2 separate regions of the Homo sapiens genome follow, and region 2 is linked to region 1. The links are chromatin loops, found by intact Hi-C in ENCODE. Cell type or tissue: IMR-90. All regions are shown on one strand. Each heading gives the region's core, and the rest is flanking DNA. Links, peaks and the distances in the headings are about the cores only.

Region 1 (10,760 bases), core at 462-8,461:
AAAGGGAGTGCAGATGTCCACTATTTTTATTTTTACATTATGAGACTTGGACTGTTTTTGAGACATGGAGGAGCATTTGTCTGGTTTTTACCTGCTGCTTTTCCACATGTCCTCTTATGACAACAGAATGCATCTACTAGCACCTGGCTGGAGGCAAGTGTATGGCTGTGAGGTGGAGCAAGGTTGAGTAGCCAGCACATGGATCACACCCTTGCCCTTGGCTTTCTTAGCCTTGTAGGCTGAAATTGCCCTTTTGCCTGTGGGATGCATGGCAAACACAGCCTCGTCAAGGCTTCATCTCATAGTACTCTTGTACTCTTCTCTGAGTCTCTCTGACTTTTCCAGAAAACCCCCTTTCTTCTGTACAGCCTCTGTTTTCTCATTTATCACACATAGAATTCTTGGCTTGAAAGCCCTTCTTCCCTGACAGAATGTGAACTCCTTGGGGTCAGAGGCCTAGTTGCAGTCAATTTTCTTTTACTTACCCCCATTAGGTCCCAGTTTCCTTGACTGAGGATAATAACAGTGTCTGCTTCATATGTTTGTTATGAGGCTTAAATGAAATGAACCAAGACATATAAAACACTTGGTTTCACTCCTGGTGCGGAGTAAGATAAATGTTATCTTCTGTAATGCCTACCTCTAGTCATTCATTTTAACATGCCACTCATTTATGTGTGTATCACTCTGCTATGTATTCTATATGCATTATTCCATATTATCTGCTCAGGTATTCTAGGAAGTAGGGATGATGATTGTCTTCAGTTTACTAATGAAAAAAAAAATGAGACACAAAGAGGCAAAATAGTGTATTCAAGATAGCATAGACCTGTGAATGGCAAAACAGGGTCCAGATCCCAGCACACTCTTACTTAGTGCCTTTGCCATTAAATTCCTCTTTAAGCTAGAGTCCTTATTTTGCTGGTGAGCAGATATTATGGTCTCAAAAAAAGGATGAATTAAAATGTACTGTCTGGGAATTTTCAATTCCGTTTTTATTTTGCCATTAATGAGGTTCACAGAGCTTTCACCTGGTGGATCAACCCCCTTTCTATTAATGTGTCTTTGAATTCTTACCTGTATTGTGGAAAAACAGTCCTGCCTCACCAGCCAATGTCTATTGCTTCTCTGATGATTTTCTTCACTCTTTATGACTCTCCCCACTTCACAGTGTCTAATTTGTCTGCTGCAGGCTCTGTGTGGCATTGGGCATGGAGCCTTGGCTTGGGGCAGTAACCAAGTGTTGTTTCCAGGGGGACAGCAAGAAGATGGAGGATGCCAGCGCATACCTGACCCTTCCTTCTTATCGACACCATGTGGAAAACAAGGGGGCCACGCTGAGCAGGAGCTCCAGCAGTGTTGGGGGGCTTTCTGTCAGCTCCCGGGATGTGTTCTCCATTTCCACCCTGGTGTGCTCCACAAAGCTCACTCAGAATGGTAATCGGGTCATCAAGAGTTGTGTCTGTGGGGAGTGTGTGTGTCCGTGTGTGTGTACATGTGTGTATGTGCTTGCAGACCCAAGGAGGTCCTGATATGGACAGTTAGGCCAGTAATGATACTTCTGAATGTCTGGACTCTATTTTAGTGGGCTTGCTGGGTTTGCTGAAGTGGCGTATGAAGCCTCAACTGCTACAGGAGAATTTAGAAAAGTTGAAGATTGTGGATGGAGAGGAAGTGGTGAAGGTCAGTGGGGCTTCATTTTGATTGTATTCTTACACTAGTGACAGAACTCTCCATGTGGGTGGCTTCAGGGGAAAAACAAGGTATTGAAGGACATGGGGAAACTTTTCTTCCAACAGTAGGATACACTCTCCCGAGTTGCCTTGAGGAATCTTTATTGGGAAATCCAGGGGAGTGACTTGGTTCAATGGCACTGAATGTTGGGTGCCAGAAAACAATGGTTATGCTCAATCTCTGGAAATAGATGAGCCTGGGTGTAAATCCCAGCTCTCCCACATGCCAACTTTATGTGATAATATAAAAGTGACATAGTTCTCAGGGCTGTTATGAGCATTCAAGGTGATAATATTTAAAACTTACTCAACAGTCTCTTACACATAGTACACAACAATTAAACCAAAGCATATAAAACAAAGTTCAATAAATGGTAATTATTATTTTTGTTGTCATATGTTGATATATATGTATATGCATATATATGTATGTATGTGTGTGAGCATATATATGTGTGCATATGTATATATACATATATATATAGTAGTATGATCTGTTAGTACTACCCACAGATCATTGTTAGAAATAAAAAGTATTCTTGGTTTCTGCTGCTTGGAGAGCATTATGTATTAAAGACGGGAAAGGGAAAGACATCAGGGCTTACATTTTAAGTGAAATAAGCAGAAAACAATGCAAATGTCAGATGTATTATTGCATCCACATGGTAGTGGAGAATAGAAAGCGTCTGAAGTGCAAATCTAATTAAAGCAACCCTTCTCTCCAGCCTTATGAATTGGGACAAGTGTTTCCCAATGGTCCTGGAGATCTTGTTTCCTTGATACAGCTAGAAATTCTGAGATTAAACATCTTTATATGGTAGCTCTGTGTTTTGAGGGATTATAGGAAATATTGACCCATCCCTTAGGAGGGAGGAAAATCAAGTTTTATTTAATTGCCTCTACCTGGAGAAGCAGTGGCAGAATTTCCAGATGCCGTAAATGTATACCACTGACCCATCTACCTCGTTCAGCAATGGCAGAGTAACTCCCCAAGACACCACTTTAATAAAGTCTATAGCCTTTTGGTAGCTTGGAGAAGTCATGGAAGAGATGAGGCTTTTGTTGTCTTCCTCTTGCATTCTTTTTTCTTTTTTTTTTTTTAAAAAAGTTTGTTATTTAAATATGATATACATATGATGAAATAGATACAGAGCAGTTATCTTAAGAGTATAGCATAATGGATTTTTACACACGTAAACACCATGTGTACTCACCACCCAGAAGAGGATACAGACCACTTTTAGCATTATAGTAGATTCCCTCATACCCCTTCTCAGCCAGTAGTCCCCCGGGGTAATCACTGTCCTGACAACCATCATTGTAGATGGGTTTTTGCCTACTCTCAAATTTCATAAGAATGGAATAGTGAAGAGTGTACTTTCTGTGCCTGATGTATTTTACTGCATATAATGCTTGTGAGAATCATCCTCATTTCTGCCTGTGGAAGTAGTTTGCACTTTAGTCCAGCTGTGTAGTATTCTCTAGTGTGAACATGCCACCATCTGTGCATCCATTCTGCTGTTGATGGGCAGTTGGGTTCCTCCAACTTCTGGCTCTCGTGAGTAAAACTACTCTAGACGTTTTGAGCATGACATGTGGTGGATGTGTGCTCTCATTCTCTTATAGATAGTTAGGAGTGGGATTGCTGGTTCACCTGTACTTTGTCTTGTTTCTGAAGTAGTGCAACCTTTGTTATTTCTTCCAGTTTCTCCAGGATACTCTGGATGCCCTCTTCAACATCATGATGGAGCATTCTCAAAGTGATGAATATGACATCCTCGTCTTTGATGCCTTGGTAAGAGAGAGGGGAAAAGTGTCTAGTGACAACAGGCATTAATGTATGTCTTACTGTGAAAATACTGAGAACTCATGGCCCTCATGGCCCTCATGGCCTTTTTCATGAATTCTTTGGAGGTGTTGTAATGTTTGGCAACAAGACCAATAATGAGCTGCTATTTCCTTTTGCTTCTTGCCAGTTCATTTGAAAGCATGAGGCATTGTGGGTGAAAGGGGAATTTTAAATGCTGATGTCAGATTGACACTGGCTGAAGGTACATGAGGCTGGATATTGTGAATGATTGCTTCTGCTTTCTATGAATGTTGGGAGCTAGTCCCTGGCTAGGTTGTAAAGCACCAAAAATGTTTCTTAGCTTTCCTTTCACCTTCTTCTCCCCATTTCCTCCAACTCACTAATCATTACATTTCTCCTACCCACCCAGAACTTTTCATGATGCTGTACCATCCAGATCTTCCTTCTTTTAGTCCTCCCCTATGGTCTTTTTGTCCTCTCCCTATCTCGACTCAGATTTTCTCAGTGTTATGTCAAAATAAACACAAGAAACATCTGCATTAGGGAATCAGTGCCCAACAAAGTTTTTAAGTGTTAACCCCTTGTGTCATGGATATTTGCATTTTTAAAGAGGTTACTGAGAGACAACTGTGGCTTAATCAAGTGCTTCCCCAGAGAGTACCCTAGAATGCTAGCTCTCAGAAAAGATGTTTCATGACAAATATATACTTTGATTAATTAATTTAGGGAAGTGTTGAATGTTGCATGACCCTTTTAGAGATTCACAATGTACATAAGTATATTAAAGATTCTAAAAAGTTTTGCAATAAGAAAGTCTAATAATGATAACCTGACATTTCTCAAAACCTATTTGACCATGAAATCCTTTTCATCTTATAACACCCCACAGCACACTTCATGAAACATTTTCTTTGGGAAGATGCTACCTTAATAAAGAGAACTCATTATGTATTAGTGAGCTAATTCCTGGGCAAAGGATTTTAATGGGGGTTGAATTATGCCAGGTAAAGATGGCTTCCTGCCCTGGGTTTGCCCTGAAAATACTGCTGCCTTGCATCTTCCTCAGATTTACATAATAGGACTCATTGCAGACCGGAAATTTCAGCATTTCAACACCGTTCTGGAGGCTTACATCCAACAGCATTTCAGTGCGACCTTGGCTTACAAGTAAGTAATTGTGCACATGGGAACTTCTTCTCTACCACCCTCTTGCCCTGCCAGGATGCCTAGGGCACAGGAACTTGAGTAATTTTCTTTTGTGACTCATCTGTGTGAGCTCTCCATTCTCTAACAAAATCTAACCTATGCTTGGGTTATTTGGATATCATTAAAAATGTGGAATACCCATAGGTTTGGATGAATGCCTTATGGTTGCAGTGGTACCTGGAAGTGCTCATTCATCCATTCAGCTAGCGTGCTCTCATTTCTTGAGTGGACACCAGGACTTAAAGGCTACAGAGAAGACCAGGTGTGGTGGCTCACGCCTGTAATCCCAGGACTTTGGGAGGCTGAGATAGGTGGATCACCTGAGGTCAGGAGTTGGAGACCAGCCTGGCCAACATGGTGAAACCCTGTCTCTACTAAAAATACAAAAATTAGCTGAGCATGGTGGTGGGAGCCTGTAATCCCAGCTACTCGGGAGGCTGAGGCAGGAGAATCACTTGAACCCTGGAGGTGGAGATTGCATTGTGCAGAGATCACACCACTGCACTCCAGCCTGGGTGACAGTAAGACTCATCTCAAAAACAAAACAAAACAAAACAAAACAAAAACAGCGGGGGAGCTACACAGAAGAAAGTGCACATGCCAAGTAGCTCAGTCTGGTTTGGGTGTAGGGAGAGGGTGAGAGATAGGAGATGATGCCACAGGGAGTTTGGTGGGGACCAGTTTGTGAAGGGGCCTTGAAAGTCAGGCCAAGTAATTTGAAGTCTGCCCTATGGTAAAGAAGAAACATAGAAAGTTCCTAAGCAAACTTAGAGTTCTGTGATATTACAAGAGCATGTTCTATAGAAAGAAAAAGTTGAAAAAAAAGACATTATTGCCACCATTATTCCCCATTATTCCCACTTGTAGCCTGATTGTGACTAGTTCTCCTAGTCAAAAGATTTTTTTTTCCTCCCTATCTTTTTCTTTGCTGGCTTTTTATGAGCAGGAAATACTTATTAATTCCCTGTAATAAATATAATTTTTATGCAGAGTTATCTTTATGCTTACAAATGAGTAAGTGAGCTTGGCTCTACTACCACCTTTAACCTTTGATTGAATGCCTTATAATTTACTGAGCAAACTAATTACCATGATGAAAGAGATGTATTTTGAAAATATTATCCCTTATTCAGGAAATTGATGACAGTGCTGAAGACTTACTTGGATACCTCCAGCAGAGGGGAGCAATGTGAGCCAATCCTAAGAACGCTGAAGGCTTTGGAATATGTGTTCAAGTTCATTGTTCGGTCGAGGACATTATTTTCACAGTGAGTACTTGTTATGTAAGAGTGATTGATTAGCTCTGCAATTCCTCTGGGATACAACAGTATTTTTACTGTAGGAGAAACTCGTTTAAAAAATTATAACCAGCTGTCGATCAAAAACAGCTCAAGAATCCAACCTAGAGAGTAATGAATATGTAATAATTGTACCCTCTAAGTTCATTTGGGAAAAAAAAGAAATCTTAACAGGTTGCAGAGTTATGTTTAACCAGTAAATGTGATTTGAGGCTCTTCTGTGTTTCATCTAACATTCTTCATTTGATTTGAAATATGGTGAACATTTTCCAGCAATCTATATCCAATGTTAGAGGGCCTGGGAGCAGGAAGGGCAGAACTCAGGGAGTCTGACATTTACTTGGCTCTTGTAGGTTGTACATGGCCAATAAGCTGGTATTTGCAGTTGACCTGTCTGTCCTTGAGATCCTAGTAGCCAAAAAGTGAGCTGATGTATTAGAGTACCTTAGAAGATTTTGATGGTCAGTATCACAGAGGCCAGCTGCCTTTTTGAAGGGCTTTGGAGAGGAAGGTATTCAAATGCAATTTATAGAAGAACAATTCATGTTCATCTTGGCCATAGGGCAAAGTTAGGTAGAGGATTGTTTGTGTGTAATCAGGTTGGTTGTGTGTGATGGAAAATAAGAAAAACATTCAAGGAAAGTATTGTCTGGATTCTTAGTGCAAACAAAGAACACGCAACTGAAACTGACTTAGGGAGAAATGAGACTTTATTTCACATCATTGAAAAACCAAGGGTGTAGTCGGCCTCAGGCATGGCTGAGTCCAGATGCTCAGCGTTATTGGGATAGTCTCTGTCTGTCTAGATCTGGACTCTGCTTTCTTTTTGTTGATTGTCTTATAAGGCAAGTTTTCCGACGCAGAGGCTGCTAGAATCCTCAAGTTTACATTCTACCAGTGGAAGCAACTCTATGTTCCTTGTTGTCCTAGCAAAACCCTATGCCAAGAACTGTTTTGGGTCTTGTATAGTTGTGGTCATGTGTGCATTACTGGAGTCATAGCCAGGTCAGCCACTTATGGTGTGGACTTGTTATTTTAGAGATGAGTTCTCAAAAGAAACTTGAATTAGCCTGGGCAACAAAGCAAGACTCTGACTCTTAAAAAAAAAAAAAAGACCATCATTGTGATTGTGATCATGACAATGGATGGGCTGCTAAAGCTTTATATTTGACAGTGCATCTGAAACAGGCAATCATTTGGGATTCTCTTAACACATTCTTTGAGATTTCAGGTTATGAATAGAAAGATGTGAGTGTCTTGAACCATGCGACAGAACAAATGCACTTAGGTCATTCTGAAAGTGAAGTGTCTGTTTCAGATTCCTCTGGCTTGTCATTTAGTCAAGTCTGAGTCGGGTATTCTAGGTTTGAGAGATACTTCTCAGTGATTTGGGAAAACCAATGAGACTCCAGTGAATCTAAGAGTGATTTTCTTGGAGGAGTTCAAGAATTCAGACATTGCAGTTACAGCTTAAAAGTCAAGGATATCTTATCCCATCTTCCAAGTGAGAATGTTTTATGTATAAGTAGAATATGTCTTTTCTACTTCTCAGACCTTTTCAGTTCTTCCTTTTGGTGTATTTATTTTATTGCTTCTCCTCTCTCCTATATTTCTTTCCTTTTCCATCCCTTCCTCCCTCCCTTTCTTCCTTCCTTCCTTCCATTTTTTCCTTCCATTTTCAAGGATTGAGCTTCTTTACAAAGCCTCTTGCAGTGCCTGAAGCTCAGACAACCAGCTGCGCTAATCCTCAAGGGTTCTGAGCTTGTGGAATTATACAGAGTTTGGAGCAGGCTGAGCTTCCCTGTTCCATGAGATGGACACTGAGCGGCTCCCCTTCCTACTGGAAGGCACATGGAGATGAGACTGCAGAGCTTCTGTTAAGATAACTCTCTTATTTATTTATTAATTTTGAGACAGAGTCTTGCTCTGTCACTAGAGCAATGGCGCAATCACGGCTAGAGGGCAATGGCACAATCATGGCTCACTGCGATCTCCGCCTCCCACCTTCAACTGATTCTCCTGCCTCAGCCTCCCAAGTAGTTGGGATTACAGGCACGCATCACCACACCCAGCTAATTTTTTAGTAGAGACGGGGTTTCACCATGTTGGCCAGGATGGTCTTGATCTCCTGATCTCGTGATCTGCCCACCTCGGCCTCCCAAAGTGCTGGGATTACAGGCGTGAGCCACTGCGCCCAGCCAGTATAACTCTCTCATGTCTTACGTCTGTTAGTTTTTGTGTTTTCCATCTACTGGGACAAAATACATTTGTGCATTTGTTTTGCTCTTCTCTGCCTCAAGGCATATAATCTTGCAGAACCCCTAACTCTTTAACTGGTGTAAATTCAGTGCTGCTGTGACGTAAATGCTAAGTGACTTTTGGCTTATTCAGGAGCAGGGTGATCTGTTATTCCTTGCTGTATCCCTAGAATAGCAGCACATCACTGACATTTGGTCAGGAGAGGTCTCTAAAGCAACCCAAGCCTAATCTTGAATCCTTCCTCATGAACAGAAATGTAGGCTGACCTGCAAAGACGGTCTAGGACCTCATGCTAGGAGAAGGTAGGTTTTGTGTCTTGTTCTTTTTAGAATCTTTAGCAATGATCTGCTCTCCAGTGGAGTCTCTAGGGCATTGGGAAGCTATTGGGGTATTTCTCCATACGAGGGGGCATCTTCTGTGGGAAACTAGAAAACAGAAGTTTCAATGCTTTGAGATGTCTAACCCAGCTGTTGGGAAATCAGAATTGAATTATTGGTTTGGGGCTAATTGTATCTGGTATTGTGTGTCTGTTTCCTGTGAATCCTTTATTCTCTTTCCCTGCTTGCATAACTGCAGCGGATCTAGCTCCCATTATTTGTTCCCTTGCCATTATTTTTTGCACATCCTGCCCAGGAACACTTGCAAGGGCTAAGGATTTTCCTGTGTCAGTATGCAACGTATAGTTGGGTAAGGAAAGAAGAGTCGTTGTGGAGAAGGGGTGGAATTTTTATTTTACTATATTGTTCAGAAGGATTCATTTTTATCTATAGCCAAAGAAAGAAGAGAGTGAGTTCCTTGTCCCTCGCTTCTTGTGTCACTAGCTCCTGAGTCAAAGTCTGGATCAAGTGTCTCTGATTAGGCACATGCCAGTGCTGTAGCTGCAAAGGAAGCTGGCAGAGCAGGTTCTAGCTTCTGCCACAGGGAGGCAGTCTTATGAGTAATTCCTAAATTATAGGAAGTGTGTCTGAAAGATGCTGGTGGCCATAAATATGTCCAATATCCACTAGGCTTTTGTAGAATGACTGAGCTCCTGGGAGGTATTGAGCATTGTAAGGAACATTCAGAAAGAGTTGAAGTGATAATCTTCTACGATTCAGCTTCTTTACAAAGCCCCTTGCAGTGCCTTTAATCCTGAAGCTCAGACAACCAGCTGTGCAGATGCCCAAGGTTTCTGAGCTTGTGGAATTACACAAAGTTTGGAGCAGACCATGCTTCCCTGTTCCATGTGATGGACACTAAGCAGCTCCCTGTCCTACTGGCAGGCACAGAGAATCAGACTGCAGAGTTAGGATAACTCTCTAAAAGGGAGAGGAACCAGAACACTGTGCTGCAACAGGAGTTGCTCCCACTTGTCTCTGCTCCTCACAGATCCTCATGCTGCCCCAGGCTAGAGTGCAAGGGGCAGCATGGAGTAAGAGTTATGAGGAGATGTTCATGCAGGACAGACAATGGGTATAGTGGTATCTCTGCCTCTATAAGTACCTGGGTTAGTGATTGAATCAGCCTCTCTGAGCCTCAGCATCCTCATCTATAAATGGGGATAAACCAGTTCATTGTGTTTCAATGATGAAATGAGATTATGGGTACAAAGTGCTCCATGCAATATCTGGTACTTATTTCATAAATTTAATAAATGTTAGCTGGTATCATGTTTTCACTTAGGAGAAACAGCAAGGGTGCTTTTTTCAAAAACTCAGATTTAAATTATTAAGAAGAAATTCCAGGGTCTTGATTCAAGCTTAAAATTTGACTTACTACTCATACTATCCTAAACATTTCTTACAGTTTATTTCTCTGGAGGCAGGGATAACTTTTACCAGGTGTCTGTGCTTTTTGAGGACCACAATGTGGTACTCTCCTGGCCCCAGGAATTCACGCTGGTCTACTGCTAGCCCTCACTGGGTGGTCCTGATTCTGTGTGTTGCTCTTATTTCCTCTGTGAGTGTGATCAGGCCCCTCTGGCCAGAGCAGCTGTGGTGCCCGGGTCTCTGGCCCCTGCTTGCTATGCCTGCTTTTCTTTGCATCCTGCCTTCTGCTCTTATTACAGACCTGCTTATTTGGGTCTTGCTTCCTTCCCCATCTCCATTTAACCCTGATCTCCTGCTTCCACAAACTCCTCCTTCACCAGCCCCAGCTCCAGCTCATTTGCTTATGAGAAACTGCCAGCTCAGAGGTGAAAGGCACAGTCTCCAAAGCCAAGTCTGCTTGGGTGTGAATTCTGAGTTGGAATCTTGCCATTACATTTACTAGCATTTACAACCTTGGACAAATTATTTAATCTGCCTAAAGCTCAATTTCCTCATATGTAACACGGTCATAATAGTACCTACCATACAGGGTTGGTGTACAGACTAAGTGAGCCCAATGGATGTAAGGTACTTACTTAGCACAGTGCTGGTCACATAGCCAGTATACATGGTTATTCACTTATCATCTTCAGCAGTCTTCACAAAA
Region 2 (10,760 bases), core at 1,964-9,963, 49 kb after region 1:
CCAAATGGGACCCAGTCTGTTCCCATTATATCCCCATTTCTCTGCGCTTTGCCTGTCTCATATTAAGTAGATGTTTAATAAGTCCTTGAAAGAATAAATGAATACAATAAGTTTATTTTGGAAAGCCGACAAGGACTATAATTTTGTTTCAGGGTATTTTGATTCTCACCCTATTTGGGAAGAGCTATCTCCCTTTTGATGTCCCAAACTGGTTCTAATCCACAATTTTTCATAGTTTTAAAAAAAATTAGAGATTTTGATTTTAAGACTTATCATAAAGCATTACCAAGCATAAAACATTTGTAAGTAAAATGGTATGGTAATGAAGTCAGAACCTTGTTTTGAACTCTTGTTTCTTTAACTTCCTAGCTGCATAACCTTAGAAAAGTTAGCCTTTCTAAACCTGAGCTTTCTAACTTATAAAATTGGGATAAGTATTGTATATAGCTTGTAGAGTTATGAAGTCTACATGGCATAATGAATGCAAAATGCAAAGTGTGTGCTTGGTACACGGTAACTGCTCAGGGCTATGGGTATTTTCAGATTTTTACGTCTCTTTTAATGCTACTAATATTCTATACCAAGAACAACTTGTACATTTTTACTGAAGGCTTACCTTGCACCTCATGCTCTGCCAGGACTTGGGGGTTTCCCAGAGCTAGAGGTCCAGGGATGGACTGTAAGTGCTATGAGCTGGGAGACATGGGTCTGCCTTGCTCTACCAGCTCCTATTTTTCCTGCCCTCAGCCAACTCCTGTATGAGTTCTACACCTGCATCCCTCCTGTGAAACTCCAGAAGCAGAAAGTACAGTCTATGAATGAGATAGTCCAGAGCAACCTCTTTAAAAAGCAAGGTGAGTACACAGCACCCTTGCTGGGGTGGGGTAAGGGGCCAATAAACCCCACATCATTTTGGGGAAGCTTGGCAGGAGAGGGCAACCTGTCCAGTGACTATAACATCTCTTTTCTCACAACTCCCTTGGTCTGCATAAATGCAAAAAGTAGAAAGTAGCTGACAACTTAGATATCAGAATCTAAATTGATTTTAGGAAAGCTGAGGTTGCATTGTTTATTTCTCTTGAGAAAGTTTAATGAGGTTTTTTTTTCCCCCTGTATGGTTTATTATTGCTGTCTTTAACTCAAAGGGAAATGGATAAAGTTCCTTTTAGTAGAAAGAGCCTTTCACGGGGAAGTTCTCAAAATTTTGAGTGTGTAAGAATAAACTGGAGAGCTTATTAAAATGCTAATTCCTGAGACCTAGCTCGAAGAGTCTAATTGAGTAGGAATTAACATTTTTTAAAGTTTTTAGAAAAATGTAAATTATTTTGGAAAAGGTAACGCATTTACATGGATGAAAATGAAAAGGTATGAAAGGGTACCATGTGGAAATGGTCCCTCCAGACCCTGTGCATGGCTAATCCCAGTCCCTTCTCTGTGGCAAAAGGCATATCCAGTTTCTTGTGTTTGCTTCTAGGCACACTCTGTGGATGTGGAATCAATTACGTATATGCTATATACTCTTTATTATTATCATGCAAATGGTAGCATGCTATGTAACTGTTCTGCACTTTGCCTTTCTTCACTTAATGGTATATATTTTTGGGAGATCATGGAATGACAGTGGATTTGCACAGAAGTTATGTTCAGAGCTTCTGCTTACCCTAAACTGGTCACCACTGGGCCCCACTGGCAGAAGACTTAGAGTTCCCTATTTTCAAGGTCAGTCAACTGGATGTCGATAGCTCCATCAGATTTGATCAGGCAGGATTCAGAAGCTCATATTCATCCTCTACCTCATCTCTAGGAATGCTCTGCATGCCTAGATTTTCAAAATGGATCATGCCTTTTGCTCCATGTAAAAGAATGACCTGTTCAGAAACTGCATTCCTTCACTCCTTTCTGTAAGGGTGAAGAAATGACTTTTCAGGGTCAGTACTTTTTTCTGTATCCTAAGACCCAGCCTCTCCAATTTTCAATTTCTCTATCCACACTGGTGTCAATAATAAAATGCGAAGCAAACTGTGCAAGAAACAAAGGGTCTTAGAATTCAGAGGATCAGCCATCACCCAACTGGAATTTATTCAGGGAGTGAAGCCTGAATATTTATGCAAATTGCCTGGTAATCACAGAAATATTCAGGAACCACTTCACTGTAAAGATGTTTTTTTCCAATGCCTGGTTAACATGGTGCATCCAAAATTGCTGTCTGTATCCTCTCCCCAGAGTTAAGGGTAGGAGGAGGATGTGGGGATGAAAATGTTCTTGTGATTTTAATATTTATGTGTGTGGTTTCCTGACCCTTTAGACAGATATGTGACAACAGATTAATCCAATAAATATGTAGTTTGTTTGAGCCAGGTGGTTTTTGTGAGGTTATGGAGACTAATTCTGGTAAGTCTTGTTGCACTTCTTGTGTCACTGTGCCTTTTTAAAGTGAGACTTCCATGGTTTTAAAGTTCTGATTTCCACCTCCAAATAAATTTCCCTCACCCCAAAAGCATTGAAATATGTCTGCCCCTTCCTGCCCTGGAAGCCCCTCTCAGGATTTCAGGTGGTGCCACTGCAGAGGCAAATTGAGTCCCATCCTAGAGACATGACAAGGACGACTCTAGCTACGCATATGGTGTGGCACAGGCAGCAGGGAGTGGGCTGCTTGGCTCTTCTTCATTGTTCAGAGCTGCTGTCATTGTCAGGGGCCCGGCTTGGCATCAAGGCCAGATGGAGTGCTAGCACGGGCCTGGGCTGGGCATGTGGTGTCAATTCCAGCCTCTTGGAAGTCGGAGTAATTCCTTGACTGCAGCCACATCTCCAGGGCTGGGAGGAGGCCTCTGAGGGTTAGCATCATGGCAGGGCAGGCTGGACAGCTGCTGCTTCTCAGTCCTGCTGTGTGTCTGGGTTTCAGATTCAGTAGAAACCCTCTGATTAATATTAACTGACAGAAGGCCAGCCCTGGCGTTGTACACAGTTAAAAAAGAAAGCAAAATTCTTACCTTTAAATACATACAGAGACTAGAGGTAGACAAAGTATCCTTTGGGGACCCCTTTCAAAGAGGAGGCAAAGTGTAATTAGTGTAGCCACGCTCGGCTCACATGTGAAAGTCGTATGACCTTATTCACAGCTGAAAGGTAACTCCTCTCCCACCATCTATTTGCTAAGTGAGCCCTGTTACCAAAATAGTCCCAAAGGGAAACTTCAGCTCATCCCCTTTCTTAAATCCTCAAGTTCCCAATGAATAAAACCTGAATTCATTATGCTTACTAGGTGTCCATCGACCTCGGGTGAGCATCTCTCTTTATACCCTTAAATAAGGTGAGTGTGATTCCTCTGGCCAAGTTTGAGCAGTAATGAAATTCCTCCTGTTATTCTCCCTGTGAAGTGTCCTGTGCCTCGGGGACGTGATTTGCTTTGAGCCTGCACTCATTTAACTGCCAGATGTGCAAATTGCCTGGAGTATTTTCAGTGACAGTTGCTTGTACTCACAGCCTTGAACATTTGTATTGACATTAAGCGGAGGGACCAGAAGGCTTTTAAGCACTTTCTGGGATTTTGGCAGACTACCCTATTGGCCTGTCATCAGAAGGATCCTATGGAGAAGGTGGAGAAGGGTTTACTGGTTAAGGACGGTGGTTCTTGGGTCACACTAGACCCGAGTTTACTTCCTGGTTCAGCTTTTTACATGACTGTGTGACTATGGGTAATTTTCTAAACCTCTCTGATTCTCAGTAAGCTCATCTGGAAAGTGGGAATAAGAACAATAACGTCTGTCTTAGAGGGTGATAGTGTGGGCTAATGAGATGGATGATGCATTTAAAGTACTTGACACAGCACTGGGCTCAGCATAATGTTTCATACTAAACAGCAATTGTTATTATTGGTGTTGTGGTTGTTTTTCCTGCTGATCCCAATTTCCGTGCTGACCTTTAAATTCCTTGCAATAAGGGCATCCCTTAACGTTTGATAGTTGCACACAACCCTCAACTACATGGTTTTCCTCAGGGTCCGAGAGACACAGGACCTAATGAATAAAAGGGCCTTGGTTGGTACATGCTCTCCATTCTGACTTTGAACGTGTTTGTTGTTGTTGTTGTTGTTGTTGTTGTTTTCAATTTTTATTGCCCTAGAATGTTTTTGTAAAGGGGCCATGTTACATATGCCTGGAAGAAGTAGAGGTCAAGGTGAAATATTTGTGATTTCTCACTTCATTGTTTGTGTTACTACAGGCTCCAACATAGTTACATAGTTTTGGACACTTGACAGCTATCCTCTCTGATGATTTACCCCTCAGGGCTCTTTTAGCGCACACACACACACACACACACACACACACACACCCCACACACAGTTTTTTCCTTGTTTTCTTTATGGAGGCAATTAGCCTCAACTTTGATTTGACCTGTGATATTGAGTAAATTACTTAATCCTTGTAAGTCTTAATTTCTGCATCTGTAAAATGGGAATAGTCACAGAATGGGTCCCCTTGGGTTGCTTGTTCATCAGTGGCACATGTGGCTAGTTAGCCTAGGAATTGCAGGAGTAAGGAGTCATCACCAGCCAGGTTCCCACATGGAATGTCTTGCTCCCTGTGGATGACTTCAGGCTTCAGTGAGAGGAGAACTGAGAAACTTACAAACACTAATTTGCTGTCTTCTCCAACACAAGCTCAGACCTGCCTGGTGGTGATGACAGGAGAAAGGACGCACAGATATGCCCGGAGAAAGCTCCAAGAGGAGTCTAGAAGAAAAGCAAACCCTCTGTGCCTTTGAAACAGATTTGTCCCTACAAGAACCTCATCTCCAAGAAATGTGTCTTTTTAGTCTGATGCTAATCAGAGGCACCATCTGGTTCAGTGTAAACTGCTTTAGGATCCACATTGCTAGAGATTTCTCTTCAAATTTCCAAAACAAACACAGAGAGAGATTGACAGAAAGAGAGAGGGAAGAAGGGGGGAGAGAGGGAGAGAGAGAGACAGACACCTGACAGAGATTTGGAAGCTCTTTCAATGTTTATTTTCAGCTGGTGGGTTTTTTTCACTGGGAACTTTATTGAGAAGCTGTTTTTTGAGCAAAGCATCCAGTTTCCCTTTTATTAAAGCTTAGCTTCCTTCTTCCCTCTCATCTGTTGCCCACAGTATCTGGAGATGCTGGGTCCCCCATTCACAGTGTACAAGGGGCTGGACAACGGTTGGGGAAAAGAGGGATGGAAATAATTGTGCCTATATCTTTTCTAATCAACATATCATTGCAGCATTGGGCTAGGAATAAACAACCCTCTGACTCTAGCAGTTACTACCTTTTTTTTCTTTTCAACTTTTATTTCAGGTTCATGAGGAACATGTGCAGGTTTGTTACATGAATTGATTTCATGTCAGGGGTTTCATGTGCAGATAATTTTGTCACCCAGGTAATACGCATAGACCTGATAGGCAGTTTTTTGATCCTTACCCTCCTCCCACCCTCTACCCTCAAGCAGGCCCCAGTGTCTATTGTTCCGCTCTTTGCATCCATGTGAACTCAATGTTTAGCTCTCACTTATAAGTGAGAACATGCGGCATTTGGTTTTCTGCTCCTGTGTTAATTTGCTTAGAATAATGGCCTCTGGCTTCATCAGTGCTCTGCAAAAGTATGTGATTTTAATCTTTTTTATGGCTGCGTAGTATTTCATCATGTATATGTACCACATTTTCTTTATCCAGTCCACCATCAGCGCGTGTTTAGGTTGATTCCACGTCTTTGCTATTGTGAATAAAGCTGTGATGAACATACACAGGCATATGTTTATGAATGTTAATGTCTTTGTGGTAGAACGATTTATCCTCCTTTGCATACATACCCAGTAATGGGATTCCTGGGTCGAGGGGTAGTTCTGTTTTAAGTACTTTGAGAAATCTCCAAACTGCTTTCCATGATGGCTGAACTAATTTACATTCCCTCCAGCAGTGTATATGCATCCCCTTTTCACCAAAACCTCACCAGAATCTGTTAATTTTTGACTTTTTATTTATTTATTTTTTTTGAGACTGAGTTTTGCTCTTGTCACCCAGGCTGGAGTGCAATGGTGCGGTCTCAGCTCACTGAAACCCCCACCTCCTGGGTTCAAGAGATTCTCCTGCCTCAGCCTCCCAAGTAGCTGGGAGGTGCACCACTGTGCCTGGCTTTTGTATTTTAGTAGAGACGGGGTTTCACCATGCTGGCCAGGCTGGTCTCAAACTCCTGTCCTCTGGCGATCTGCCTGCCTCAGCCTCCCAAAGTGCTGGGATTATGGGCATGGGCCACTGCGCTTGGCCAATTTTTGACTTTTTCATAATAGCCATTTTGAGTGGCGAGAGATGGTATCTCACTGTGGTTTTGATTTGCATATCTCTAATGACTAGTGATGCTGAGCATTTTTTCATATGCTTGTTGGCTGCATGTATGTCTTCTTTTAAGAAGTGTCTGTTCATGTCCTTTGTCCGCTTTTTAATGGGGTTGTTGTTTTTGCTTGTTAATTTGTTTAAGTTCATTAGATTCTGGATATTAGACCTTTGTGAGATGCATCATTTGCAAATACTTTCCCCTATTCTGTAGGTCGTCCATTTACTCTGTTGATAGTTGCTTTTGCTGTTTAGTTTAATTAGGTCCCACTTGTCAATTTTTGATTTTATTCTAGTGGTTATTACTTTGGTGATCTTCTTTAACATCTCTGAGCCTCGGGTTCCATGTCAGAAAAATTTGAAAAATGTGAATAGGAGTGTCATAGAATAAGAGACCTTTGAGTCAGGATATCCTTATTTTGGATCCTGGCTTGATTGCATGCTAGCTGTGTTCCTTTGAACAAGTAACCTCTCTGAGCTGTAGCTTCTTTAGCTACAGAAATGTGATAACTTATGAAAAGCAACTAGCAGAGTGCCAGAGACCCAGCTGCTGCTTATTAAAATGCATCTATTTTGTCTGTTGTATAACAGTACTAACCATAACAATAGTAACGACATCAACAGCAACTTAAAGGGAGAGACTTAATATTTATCAAATGCCAGCTCTGTATCAGGTATTACATACAGCATAAATATATATTAAGTTTTTACAAAAACCTAATGGCCTAGAAAGTTAAGTAATTTTCATTCCAGTGAGATCAAATATTACACAACGTATTAGGGTATTAATATTTTGGACTATGTGATGCTAGGGTTACAAATTAATCTCCAAATCTCAGTGGTTTGATAATGGAAAGGTTTATTTCTCTCCTGTGCAAAGTCTGATGAAGGTCATATGCCTTTTGTCCCTCCTGAAGTTGTGCCAGCTGGTGCATGTGGCCTCCCTGTAGCAGGAAAGATAAGAAGGGAGGGAAGGAGCACAGTGGCTCTTAATGACCTTGGCCTGGAAGTGACACCTGCCAGTTCCACCCACGGTCCGTTGGCCAGAACACATCACATGTGCTCTGCCAGTTCCACCCACAGTCCATTGGCCAGAACACATCACATGTGCTAACACCAGAGAATCTGGGATGTAAACGAAGCACACGCACATGCAATATTTGATGAGCGCTGTCTCTACGGCTCACAGGTAGTAAGTGCTGGAGCTGATTCTGAGTGCAAGTCATTTGAATAACAGAACCCACCTTTTTCTCACTATGCTTTATTCTTATGAGGACTAAAAAGGAGAAAATAGTGGTGTATTGACTTGGTAATTCTTCCTTCTCCATGTGAGAACAAGTGCCTCACCATTCCTCCTGAAGGATTTGTTTATTTCCATTCCCTGCTCCCAACTCCTGTTCCAAATGCCAGGCTATACATGAACTCTGACAGGTGTGCACAGGGACCCTTGCCTGGGAGGGGGATGAGGCTCTTGCTGCCAGCAGTTGCTGTGTCACCTGTGGCTTCTCAGGGCACAGCTTCCCTGCAGCAAGCCGGGGTGTTAGCAGGCTGCCCAAGACTTGGAATGTTGACATGAGGCTCTGCTTCTGAGACTGTTCAGAAGGAAAAGGCAGTTAGGAGAACAAAGCCTCTCCCTCTCAGGATGTGCTCTAGCCTCATAGTGGGGCTGTCATCTCTCTTTGTACCTTACATGCCCTTGCAAAATTCAGTTCATTGCATATAGTGCCTGGAATACCTTCTACTGCCTCCCATTCCCTACCTCAACCCCTAGCCATGCTCAACAGGCAACTCCTACTCATCCCTTTAAGAACCAAAGTAGACCTCAAGCCTGCAGTAAGTCCTCCCTGATGTCTCAGGCATTTCAGCTCAATTCCATTCAACATTTAGTCCCTGGGGAAGCAATGTGGATACAATTGTGACGAGTTTGCAAACTTCTGCACCGTGATCTCTGTGCAAAGAAAATGAAGCTGCTTCTTTTTGTTTTTAATCTAATTTAATCTTCTTTTTGAGTCTCTACTTTGTGCTGTGGCAACTTAAAAATTTCAATACATGGTATCTTATGGCTCTAGATTTAACCAGTTTTTCTGACTCAAAACAGTCCCCACCCTCCTAGGAACTCAAATAGGAAGGGGAAGAAAGGCACAGGTTTTGACGTTTCCCTCAGTTTATCTAAAATGACTCCCTTTGGGACTTTAGCCCCAGAGGGGATGTTGGTACACACAAATTTTGTGGCTTTGGGTCTCAATGCCAGGTGAAGGAGCAGCTGACCCTTCCTCTCCATCTTATCGCCTTCCTTTCTGAGGAGTCTGTCCTCATCTCTGTCCCTGGGATGGTAGAAAGAGAATGGCTGCCAGGGTACCTGATGAATGGGGAAAGATGTGAAAGTAGAGGGTTGAATACATTGCAGATATTACCCTGATTCCCAAAGGGGGCAAAACAACGCATCTAACCTCAAAGCTTAGATGTCCCTGAGGAGTTTGCTAAAATTGCAGAATCCTGGACCCTACTCCAAAGATTCTGACTCTGAATATCTGGGGAGGAGGCCAGGGATGTGCATGGTATCAGCCCGCCAAGGGGCTTTGGATGCAGGTGGCCCTTGACCTCTCTCAAATGGGAGACACAGCTCCAGGAGCCTGAGGAGGGAAAGGAAAGCAGTGTGGGCAAGGACATGGCTCCCCCATTGCAGAGTACAAATTTCCATCATGACACTTGACATATCATTCTAGCATTCTCTGTTTATGGGACTGTCTATACTGATGGAATGAACTCCTTAAGGATAAGGGAAGTTGTAAGTTTTGTTTTATTTACGTTCCTGGTCTATACACACGTTTATGTGCCTGGTCTTACTGATACCAGCTCTCAGAGGCTGGTCTGTGGACCTCGGTAGTAAAAGCATTATTCAATGGCCAGTGTCCCTTTAAGAAAAGGAAAAGAACAGACCTCAATTGTACAGAGCTGGAGCAGTCCTGGCCATTAATTCAAAATACATCTTATTATTGATCCACACAAGACATGCTTTTATTTATTTAAATGTTCTATTCATTATTTTTAATAACAAATGAAGCATCCATGCATTCACCACACAAAACAGAAGCTAGGAAGTTAACAATCACTTACGTGTAACCACATGACTGCCTTTCCCCACCTAAGGTAACCACATTCTTGAGTCTTTTTTTTTTTTTTTTTTTTTTTGAGACAGGGTCTTGCTTTGTCACCTAGGCTGAAGCACAGTGGCACAGTCATAGCTTATTGTAACCCTGAGCTCCTGGACTCAAGCAATCCTCCTGCTTCAGCTTCTGAGTAGTTAGGACTACAGGGACATACCACCATGTCTGGTGAAGTTTTTTAAAAAAAACTTTGTAGAGATAGGGTCTCCCTATATTCCCCAGGCTGGTCTCAGACCCCTGGGCTTAAGTGATCCTTCTGCCTTGGCCTCTCAAAGCACTGAGATTACAAGCATGAGCCATTGCACCCAGCCTCTTGAATCTTTTGTTAATCATTCCACTGCTTTCCTTTTCATGCAGTTGTATTGCATTTATATATATTCCCAGTATTTTAGTTATTTGAACTTTACGAAAAGTGTATTGAACTGTTGATAATTTGAAGGAATTTATTTTTTTTACTTAATATTAAACTAGGAATCATCCATATTACTGATTGCTGGAGTTCATTGTTTTGATGACGGTAGGAAATTCCATTGTGTGAATAAGCCATAATTTGTTCATTCATGCTTTCAATTTCAGGCATTGGGTTGTGTCAGTGTTTCTTCTATTGAAAGCACTGCTGCTAAGAACATTCTTGTACATGTCTCTTGTTGTAAATGTTCAAGAGTCTCCTTTGGGGATAGAACTACTAGTAGATTTGCTTGGCCATAAGGGATCAGAATCTTTAGGAGATAGTGAACACTCTTTTCCAAAGGTGGTTGTACCAATTTACACTCCCACCAGCAATGCCGAAGTGGACCTGTGTAGCCACAGTCTCTTTAATGCTGGATATTGCCCTACTTCTTAACCTTTGCCACTAAAATGGGCTTAGACTACATCATCACTGTCTTCAGTTGCATTTCCTTGATCACCAGTAATGCTGAAAATCCTTTGTTCTGTTTTCTTTGCCACTCGTGTTTTGTTTCTTTGCTATGTCTTTTCATGTCTTTTGACTGTTTTTCTTTTTTCTTTTTGAGACGGAGTCTCGCTCTGTCGCCCAGGCTGGTGGAGTGCAGTGGCGTGATCTCGGCTCACTGCAACCTCTGCCTCCCAGGTTCAAGCGATTCTCCTGCCTCAGTTTCCTGAGTAGCTGGGATTACAGGTGTGTGCCACCACGCCTGGCTAATTTTTGTATTTTTAGTAGAGACAGGTTTCACCGTGTTGGTCAGGCTGGTCTTGAACTCCTGACCTTGTGATCCCTCTGCCT

What was found. A loop is a pair of places that touch in the nucleus more often than their neighbours do. Peaks named below come from ENCODE experiments on the same cell type or tissue, not always from the same donor. Only the 100,000 strongest peaks of a DNase experiment are listed, where the experiment ranks them.
Region 2: it touches region 1 in a loop (2.5-fold over the local background); 4 of 110 quality-filtered maps call a loop at or near these places.

Annotation. Positions count from the first base shown.
Region 1 is chr5:169,712,775-169,723,534 of GRCh38, forward strand. It overlaps DOCK2 (dedicator of cytokinesis 2), which reads left to right. Exons shown (of 52, transcript NM_004946.3): 18 at 1,254-1,437; 19 at 1,586-1,683; 20 at 3,439-3,528; 21 at 4,610-4,710; 22 at 5,883-6,017. Among named protein-coding and RNA genes, the nearest start is that of DOCK2, 81 kb to the left of the region's middle. RefSeq lists an enhancer at 6,877-7,176. In IMR-90, for the core only: no CTCF peak of the experiment used is centred there; a DNase peak (open chromatin) is centred at 3,697.
Region 2 is chr5:169,760,772-169,771,531 of GRCh38, forward strand. It overlaps DOCK2 (dedicator of cytokinesis 2), which reads left to right. Exons shown (of 52, transcript NM_004946.3): 25 at 748-854. Among named protein-coding and RNA genes, the nearest start is that of DOCK2, 130 kb to the left of the region's middle. In IMR-90, for the core only: no CTCF peak of the experiment used is centred there; a DNase peak (open chromatin) is centred at 2,100; H3K27ac peaks cover 270 bases.